Linked DNA regions of Homo sapiens: region 2 is linked to region 1. The links are chromatin loops, found by intact Hi-C in ENCODE. Cell type or tissue: Calu3. All regions are shown on one strand. Region 1 overlaps MEGF11 (multiple EGF like domains 11). Region 2 overlaps LOC105370866 (a long non-coding RNA gene).

Region 1 (5,000 bases):
GACTGAGAAGCTTAGGTTCAGAAGAAGTAGGCATGCATGTTTTAGCACAGATGTCAGCAATTTGACAGCCTATAAGTGGCAGACTCTTAGCAGTATCCCTGCCCTCCAGGAGCTCATCAGAATAGGGTAGACTGAAGTGTAATTGAGGTGTAAAAAGCACGTCAGTCTTAAGCTAGCCTTTGGAAAGTTCCTGTTTTCTAGCAAGCCTGTAACGTGTTCTTGGGTTGCTTACCCCCCTGTTCTTGTCAATGCTAACTGAAACCTATTTCAGCAGTATCTTTCTGATACTAGAGCTCATGCTTCCTTTCCTGCCACCTCTCAGTTGTATAGTTGTACCATCCCCGAGACTTCAGAGTACAAAAGGATGCAGGCTGGTTTCCAAATATGAAATGAGGTACTGTAGTTTCACTGGAGGAAGATGGGTTCTTTAGTGACTGGGAGTTACGGAAGGAAAGGGGATTCCCTCTTTCAGCCTCTGTACCATTCTCTGTTTGGGGAAGATCACTGACTCCTGCAGATAGTCCCAGGCAAGGCAGGATTTGCCTGGAAAGAGCAGTAAACTCTAATCTAGCAGCTCTGACCTTCTTCTGTGAAGCTCTGCTAGACAAGGGATCTAGACACAAGCACTGAGCTGCTTGAGTTGATAGAAGTGATCTAAAAGGCGTCTCAGCACTAAATTTCTGTGAAAGGTAGCAGATGGTGAAATTCTTGGATGATCTGTCACTAGAACTACCACAGTTTACATTTTGGGCTGCTATTTATGCTGTCTCCAATTTGTGAGAGTAATGAAAATGGTAAAAAGTGAAAGTGATAATGTAACTCAATGGATGTCTTAGATGTACCTTGGGACCCTGAAAGCAGAACACTCCGTATGGCTGAAGTAGCTAGATGTGTGCCACCACAAGTAGTCTTATCTCCCATAAAAGGCAACTGGTTGGAAGAGTATTTACTTTTCTGTTAAAGTAGATGTCCATTCTGTTGATGTTTGTTTCAGCAGATAGTATTTCCTCAATCTTGTACAAAAATATGTTCAGCCATTAGTTCCTTCAAGTGTTCACACAACACTCTGTGGTATAGGTAGAGCAATAATTCTCTCTCTCCTTCTCCTCTCATTGCTTATTGAGGAAGTCATTGCTTATGAGATTTAGAGTGGAAATTGACTTCCTCAGGATCACACTGCTTATCACTAGCAGAGCAAACTCTGTAGAACCAGGCTCAGCATTTTCCATCACAATTTAGCCCAGAAGTAGAGAGGGATATTGGCTTTAGTCACGTCTTAAGATTGTGGCCTCTTTAGCATATGACTCTAGAGAGAAGGAGAAAACATCCTTGCGAGACACTGAACGATCTCAGCTAGCACCAGCAAGGCCTAAAGGGAGGCCAGATATAGGCCCAGATGCTGGTTGACTTTTATTTCAAATGCTGCACTAGTGCCCTGATTTCACTAAGTTACTTATTTGAGACACCTACCAACTTCATATATATTTTTATTAGATGTCGACAAGGATGGCACATCTGTGTATGGAGACCCCATGTGCACAGGTGACTTCATTTCTACATAGCTGCTTGGACCCTTGACTGTGACCTGCCCAAACCACATAAATTTGCCCCTTAGAGGGTACTTAGTTTTTTAGTACAAGGAAGTGGTGGTAAGTCCAAGAACCCCAGCATGGCCCATCTGTCCCACTTTGGGTTCTCTGAACTCACCAGCCAAGGAGTAAGGCAATAAGGCACAGAGCTTCTGGTTTGGAAGCTGAGGACTAGTAGTATTTAAAGAAAGGCTATTGCACCTGCCTCAACTGCATATTTTCTAACGTGATGAATAACCACTTTATGTAGCAATTATAGTCTTCATTCCAATTAGGTCATTTGAAACTTGTTACATAATGAATAGGGCTGTGCAGAAAGGACTATTACTACTTCAGAATGAGGAATCTGAAGCTCAGAAAATTTGCTAGTATAATTCCTAATGTTAGTAAGTAGTTGAACCCCTATTGTCTCTTAGTTGATACCAATCAAGATGTTTTCCCTCACTACGTGTCTTGTTATCCAGTGCTCCTGTCCTTATCTCTAAAGGCAAACTGTATCTGCAGCAGCTCCACCTTACTCTGAACTCACCAGTCAAGGAGTAAGGCAGTAAGGCACAGAGCTTCTGGTTTGGAAGCTGAGGACTAGTAGTATTTAAAGAAAAGCTATTGCAGCTGCCTCAACTGCATATTTTCTAACATGTGAGGAATAACCACTTTATGTAGCACGTATAGTCTTCATTCCAATTAGGTCATTTGAAACTTGTTACATCGTGAATAGGGCTGGGCAGAAAGGACTGTTGTTTCTACTTTAGAATGAGGAATCTGAAGCTCAGAAAATTTGCTAATATAATTCCTAATGTTAGTAAATAGTTTAGTCAGGACTCAACCCCTGTCTTCTCTTGATACCAATCAAGATGTTTTCCCTCACTACGTGTCTTGTTATCCAGGGCTCCTGTCCATATCTCTAAAGGCAAACTGTATCTGCAGCAGCTACACCTTACCCTTAACAAGGAATGTCTTTCATCTATGGGGCTAAGCCCAGCTGAGAGAAAAAGGCTAAGCTCTTAAGTTTTTTGTGGATATCCCATGACTGAGTTAGGGCAGTAGGAGAGCCTTGAAGTTCAATGCCTAAAAGAACCTCGGCCAGTTGATAGTGCCTCTTCTCATTTTCACCAGAAAAGTCGGGGCTACTTTAAAGTTTTGGGGAATCAATTGTTGGCTCTGGAGCAGGGGATGATCCTAAATGGATAAAAGAGAAGTTGATGTCTGTGGGGAGGGGCTAAGCTCAGGGGGAAGTATCTTCCATACAGGAGCAGAGGATGGAGCAGTGCATGTATGTGTTGGCTGGGTGGTGAGAAAAGGGTGTTGAATTATGGACTCTTCTGTACCCCATCTCTACTGGGACTGGAGAATGGGGAAGGGCTGGGCAAGCTGGAAACTCCACCTCAGGAAGCCACTTTGTTCTCCAGCTGAGTCATCCACCTGCCTGCAAGAGGGGAGGGCAGGGTTGAGTGGAAGAATAACCAGCTGCTCTTAGATACTTCCTCATCCTTTCATAGCCCCACCCCTGTCCCAGTCCCAGCCCTTCAGGGCATTTTGCAAAGAAAGAGGAAGCATCAACCCAGGCTACCCAAGCTCTGGGAGTCACTCCTCCAAGGCTTGTCATTTGCATCAGGATTGGCGGCTTGGTCCTGTAATGCCCTGGCATTTGGTCTCATCTGGTTCCTGCCTCCCCACATAGTCATACACTGTCAGAGACAGAGGGGGCTTCTGAGATGAACTAAACATTTTCATTTTATAAAGGGAGCATCAAATCTAGAGAGAGGCAGTGACTTTCCAGGGCCACCTTGTGTGTGGGATCTGAGCCCACCTTGGCTTCTAGGTGCATGCTAACCTCCACTAAGGCCCAACTTAACTGTCAGGGAAAAACCCAGGCACCGAATATCCATCTCTTGCTTCTTGGCTTGCTACTATTAATAGAAGGCCACACTGCCTCTTCTCTTCCTGGGCCATAAATTAGCATCCTTCTCTTGATTGAGAGATAGGAGGAGGAGGTCTTGGGGTCAGAACACTGGCTTTAAAAAGTAATCTTCAGGATGTCATTGGGCTCCTAACTACCTAAGAGCCCAAGTTTACGCAAAGACAGACTTGGAAGTTAGATGGGAACGAGCACACAGGTGGGGAAAGTGGCAGCAACAGTGGGCTCAAGGATTCCAGCATCATAAAGGCGATGGAGAATAGCAATTTGAAATGGCTGACAAGGAATTGAACACGAGGCAGTTTGTTGCAGAATCACTGTGCTAGGGGGAGAAGGGGAAATAGAAGGGTGTTGAGCAGTGTAAGTGGTCTCCCTTAACCTCCGGGATGACAGTGAGTGGAGTTCTTCAGTAAGTAACAGGGGAAAGGGCAGGCATTGACTAAGGCTTTTGGAATGTCAGAGCTTGAAAGGGCCTCAGAGATGCTGTTAGTACAGCCCCATCGTTTTATAGTGGAAGAAACCAAGACCCAGAAAACAGTGCTGTGACCTGGTCAGCACCATACAGCAAGAACTAGGACTACAACCCACATTCCTTAACTCCTAGGCTAGGGCTTTTTCCCACTGAGTTCAGAGAACACTGAGACTCTTAATTCTTAGTAGTTCTGATTTGGTTTGGCCCAGTAGTTTTAGGAACTAGTTTCATTTGTGCTAGACTAGCTTATTAAGTGTTTATTTCGGGGGGCGTTAGCCAATTAGTGGGATTTATTCCATGTTTTGGTAAGTATTGTTATAAAGTTCTGAACTGTGACATCATATTTTCCTCTTTTTCAGTTCTCTTATTCTGATGTATTGGTCCCCAACACCTGCTGGTACATTTGCTTACATAGCTCTCTTTTCTTTTTAAAGGATGATTGTAGCCAGAGTGGTAAAATAAGATCTGGCTGGCTGCCTGCTGAGCCCTCGCCTGCACTCAGAGGTCAGATATATGATTCTACACAATAGTAATGAAATGTATGCTGAGGCAGAGACACTGCTTTCCTGAGCTTTGTTTTACATGTATGATTGCGAATCTGAAAGTAACCACCCTAATCAATGTACAGGACAACACAGTGCATAGGAAAGTTGTGTGTTCAGTTATTGGGGTTTCTGGTCCTGAGTTTATTCATGCTTGAGTCATGCGTGTTCTTCAGCTAGAAAGGCCCTTAGAGAGCTTTCTGCCCAATCCTTATACCTTTTTGAGAAAGAAACTGAGGTGCCAGGTCATAGTCACGAAATAGAACTGTTCTTTGTTTTCAGCCTTACCTACTGTTCCTCATTTGGATGGTTTAAGTCAAAACACACAGAAAATTGCCAAAATAATGCTTCCAAGGGAGTAATGTCTGTTGGCTGGCTGGGGATGACCTTTTGTCCTCAGACAGTTCTCTTGGGCTGTGTATATCCTAACAAAGGCCGATAGTGACTCAGCCTTATCGCTGTCTTGTTCAGAATGCAGT
Region 2 (5,000 bases), 69 kb before region 1:
TATCTAAGTCAGGAGTGATCAATCCACGAACCAAGTGAGGCCCCAGTGGGAGGCCTTCCTCAGAGGATCTTCCATGTTAGATCACCTGATATCATACTCTACTTTCATCTCATGATGGGGTTAATGCATTTCTATCCTCATAGATCACATGCTCAATTAAGTATCTGGAGAGTAGATGGAGTAATAACATACTTATGTTACCAAGGTTCAGCCAAGGGACTTATAAATCCCAAGGCATCCCTGGCCAGACTTTGTCTTTGGAAAGTACATTATAAAGAGTTTTCATCACATAGCATGTAAAAGGGTCACAAATCCTGGGAGGTTACCTGGGCCAATGTTTCTCAAATTGGGGTTCAGGGACCCTTGAGAGTTCTACTGATGAGTTCTTAGGGCCTTGACATTATCTACAAGTATATTTTAGATTTCCCTCAATGATTATCTACAATTAACCTACACTTCTGGACCACCTGGCTAGCCACCACATAAGTGAATCTTGACACAAGGTTTCATTGTTCTGCACAAACTATTTAACATATTCTAATACCCAGTAATCAACTAAAATAATATGTAACTTTTAAAATTAAAATAATATGTAACTTTTAAAAGTTAGATATGGACTGAGGGTACAGTGGCTCACAGCTGTAATCCCAGCACTCTGGGAGGCTGAGGCGGGCGGATTACTTGAATCCAGGAGTTCGAGATCAGCCTGGGCAACATGGTGAAACCCCATCTCTACTAAAAAAAAAAAAAAATACAAAAAATTAGCCAGGCATTGTGTCATGCTCCTGTAGTCCCAGCTACTTGGGAGGCTGAGGTGGGAGAATCACCTGAGCCCAAAAAGTTGAGGCTGCAGTGAGCCAAGATGGCACCACTGCACTCCAGCCTGGGCAACCAGAGTGAGACTCTGTCTCAATCAATCAATCAAATCAAATAAAATGTAGATGTAATTCATATGCCATAAATGCATCCTTTTAAAGTATACAATTTAGTGTTTTTTGGTATACTCATAAGGTTGTGCAACCATCACTGCTACATAATTTCAGAGCATTTTCATCACCCCCCACACCTCAAAAAACCCCAAACCCATTAGCAGTCCATTTCCCTCTCTCCCCAACCCCTGGCAACCACTAATCTACTCTCTGTCTCTTTGGATTTGCCTATTCTGGACATTTTATATAACTGGAATCATATGACATGTGGTCTTTGTGTCTGGCTTCTTTCATTTAGCATGTTTTCGATATTCATCCATGTTGTAGCACGTACCAGCACTTCATTCCTTTTCGTTGCCATTGTATCCCATTGTTTATCCACCAATCAGTCAATGGACATTTGGGTTGTTTTCACTTTCTGGCCATTGTGAATAATACTGGTATGAAAAACTTGTAATTCCGGGCTGGGCACGGTGGCTCACGCCTGTAATCCCAGCACTTTGGGAGGCTGAGGCGGGCGGATTACAAGGTCAGGAGATTGAGACCATCCTGGTTAACATGGTGAAACCCTGTCTCTACTAAAAATACAAAAAATTAGCCGGGCGTGGTGGCGGGTGCCTGTAGTCCCAGCTACTCGGGAGACTGAGGCAGGAGAATGGCGTGAACATGGGAGGCGGAGCTTGCAGTGAGCTGAGATCATGCCACTGCACTCCAGCCTGGGCAACAGAGCAAGACTCTGTCTCAAAAAAAAAAAAAAAAAAAAGAAAAGAAAAACTTGTAATTCCGACTTAAAAAACTGGGGTCTACAGGTCTTCAGATATGTTCTTGGGGCTCTGTGACTTCTCAAATTTGAGAAATACTGAATCAGACTACATCGCTTAATAAAGAAAAAAATTGATCAGGTCCCACTCACAGTTAATGGAAGCTTCTATGACTAGATTTGTAGCACAAGCTGCTGTCTTTCTTATCTATAAGGAGTGGACATCTTGTTTTAGGGCCTTCCCAAATCATCTGTTCAATTCTTTCCAGGAGAGGGCTGCAATTAGCAGTATGGTTAACATTTAACTAATAATACTGACGTATGTTGGTTTAGCCCAGATGCTGGCAGCTTTTAATTCTCCAAACTCCTGGCCTGAATACTGATCATGTTTCCTCAGGCTAAAAGCCAGCAAAAAGAATCACCTGGCCAAACATCCCCTTTCAGTCTGCTTTCCTTAGAATGGCCTCCCAGGGGAGCTCTCTGGGCAAACAAAGCTGTTGACCTAGTTTGAAGGCCTGGAAAATTATCATGTGAGTCACTGGGACAACAGAGCAAAGTGCCAGGCCCCTGAGAAACTGTAAGCACAGGTTTCCGATGTCATCTATGTCCTCATAGGCTGAGAGAGGAGTCCCATAGCGGCCTGCCACTTTTCACCCAGCTGCTCCTTCAAGTGGTTTCCAAGCTCCTTGGCCCTGTGCATGGTGCCGCAGGGGCCCATTCCTGTTTTCCTCCCAGCGGGCTCTGAAAACAGCAACTCAGAGAGTGACAGCTCAGTTGTAGGAAACCAAAACAAAACCGGATACTTAGCGGAAGTCCTGTGGTGTTGTTTGGAGCAAGGCCACAAGCCCTCTCTGGGAAGGAAGTGCTGAAGCAGCTACAAAAATTTCAAACTGAAGACCAGGAATCCAGAGGCAGTATTTTAAAATAATACTCACATGAGCGAGGCAGGGCCTTGCAAAAGAGCACCTACACATTACTTAAGGAGTGTTTTATAATGTTTTGAAGATGCTACTTCCTAAATTACACAAAGAGCTAGAGAAGTTAGCCAGAAAAGCAATGTGGGTAAAACTGTTGTTACATTTAGATGGGTTGGACAGTTTGTAGCCTAGATGTCAGAAAGAGTGCTGAAACCTCCATGGGTCCTCATATAACTTCCCTGGGCATAAAGGACCCCTTAAGAAGGGTGAGTATCAAAGCAGAGGCTTCTAAATATTCAGGATAGCATGAAGACAGAAGGAGGACATATTGACAGGACTAGGTGAGGAGACAGTTCATTCATGGCTTTTTTTTTTTTTTTTTTTTTTGGTAACACTTGATTTTTTCAACACTTATACTAGGGTCTTCTTCATCAGGAGGATGTGGATGTTTAACATATCATTAGGCCCGGGATCATTTAAATCCATGTTTGGTGAGTGCTTTAAGAGAGTGAGTGATTATTAAATTCCTTCCATTGTAGGAATGGCAAATGAAATCTCCTTAATGGTTTTAGAGAATAAGCTTTTGTGCCTGGAAGAACTAGAAGACAATTCGATCACCAAGTTTTGGTGTCTTTAGCCCCACTCCTCTCGTTCTCCTCACTTAACTTCTTTCCTTTTTCCTTTCTGCCTCTGTCTACTTCTGACAGAGCAGGTGAACAAACAGCAAATGTGCAGAAAGAGGGTGTTCACTTCCCACCCTGGTGCTGTTGCTGCAGACTGCTTTAGAGCTGCTGTCTCCTGGGCTCAGGCAAAGTGCCAGCATCAATCTTTGTCATCAAAATCCCCGTGTCTGCCCTGTGTGCTGGGTGCCCTTCAGAGCCAGCAGGCCAGTTCCAGGCATGCATTTAGGTAGAAGACTGAAGGAGGGACTAGAGAAAACATTCAGAATTAGACAATAAGGATGAAAGAGGGGCAGAATCAGGTAAAAGTAAATATTTCACCAGTCTGTGTCTTACTGATGCATACAGTAGTGTGCCAGTAACACTGTTCATTTCAACTTTTTGCAATGATGGAAATGTTGTATATCCATGCTGTCTGATATAGTAGCTACACATGGGTACTGAATACTTGCAATGTGGAAAGCGAGGATGTTTTTATCCAGTTTAATTTTTGTTTATTTATTTTTTTTGAGACAGAGTCTCACTCTGTCGCCCAGGCTAGAGTGCAGTGGCGTGACCTCGACTCATTGCAACCTTTGCTTCCCAGGTTCAAGCAATTCTCGTGCCTCAGCCTCCCTAATAGCTGGAATGACATGTGCATGCCACCATACCTGGCTAATTTTTGCATTTTCAGTAGAGATGGGGTTTCACCATATTGGCCAGGCTGGTCTTGAACTCCTGACTTCAAGTGATCCACTCACTTCAGCCTCCCAAAGTGCTAGGATTATAGGCATGAGCCACCACACCCGGCCCAGTTTAATTTTAATTAATTTAAATGCAAATAGTCATTTGTGGCTGGTGACTACTGTATTAGAGACACTAATGTTTCATTGTTTGTTTTTTTTTGAAATAAGATCTCTCTGTGTTGCCCAGGATAGAGTACAGTGGTGCGATCATGGCTCACTGCAACCTCCGTCATCTCCTGGGCTCAAGCTATCCTCCCACTTCAGCCTGCTGAGTAGCTAAGACTACAGGTGAATGCCACCATGTCCGGCTAATTTTTGTATTTTTAGTACAGATGGGGTTTCACCATGTTGCTCAAGCTGGTCTCGAACTCCTGGGCTCAGGCAATGTGCCCGCCTCGGCCTCCCAAAGTGCTGGGATTATAGGTGTGAGCAACCTCACCCGGCCAAGACACTGGTGTTTTAAAAGATAACAGAGAAACATAGGAGACCAGAGATTAGTGTTGGAGTTCTGGGGTCAGATCCCAGCTCTTCTATATATATTTGTTATTAGCTTGTAAAGAAGACACTTAAGCTCTCTGTACTACTTTTCATACAACTGTAACTGGGGCTTAATAATGTTTACCTTATGGTATTGTTATGATAGGTATGGTGGATGGAAGCTTGGATGGGAGGAAAGAGTCATTGACAAGTGTACTCTATCAACAAAACTGGCCGTAAGTATCTGGAAGAGGCAGAGGCCCAGGAGATGTGTACCTTTTCACAAACCCGGCAACCCTGGATTACCAATTGTGTTGCCAAATTGTTGCAGTTGCATTAAGATGTCACATTCATAGCTCTTTTTACTTTTTCAATGTTTTCATTGGAATCTTTCACTTTTATTCTGAGAAACAGATGTTAAAAGAAAAACTGTAGCCAAATTAAATTTAAAAGAGTTTAATTGAGCAAAGAACAATTTGTGAATCGGGCAGCCTCCTGAGCCAGAGTATGCT

Evidence for each region. Hi-C counts contacts between places; a loop is a spot of excess contacts. Peaks named below come from ENCODE experiments on the same cell type or tissue, not always from the same donor. Only the 100,000 strongest peaks of a DNase experiment are listed, where the experiment ranks them.
Region 2: it touches region 1 in a loop (9-fold over the local background); 2 of 110 quality-filtered maps call a loop at or near these places.

The regions. Positions count from the first base shown.
Region 1 is chr15:65,899,523-65,904,522 of GRCh38, forward strand. The region is part of intron 24 of MEGF11 (multiple EGF like domains 11); the gene reads right to left. Among named protein-coding and RNA genes, the nearest start is that of RAB11A, 33 kb to the left of the region's middle. RefSeq lists enhancers at 2,835-3,054, 3,141-3,932 and a silencer at 2,974-3,138. In Calu3, no CTCF peak of the experiment used is centred here; a DNase peak (open chromatin) is centred at 3,059.
Region 2 is chr15:65,830,629-65,835,628 of GRCh38, forward strand. All of the region lies in intron 1 of LOC105370866 (a long non-coding RNA gene), which reads left to right. Among named protein-coding and RNA genes, the nearest start is that of TRQ-CTG1-4, 36 kb to the right of the region's middle. RefSeq lists enhancers at 1,718-2,448, 3,181-3,911. In Calu3, no CTCF peak of the experiment used is centred here; a DNase peak (open chromatin) is centred at 2,243.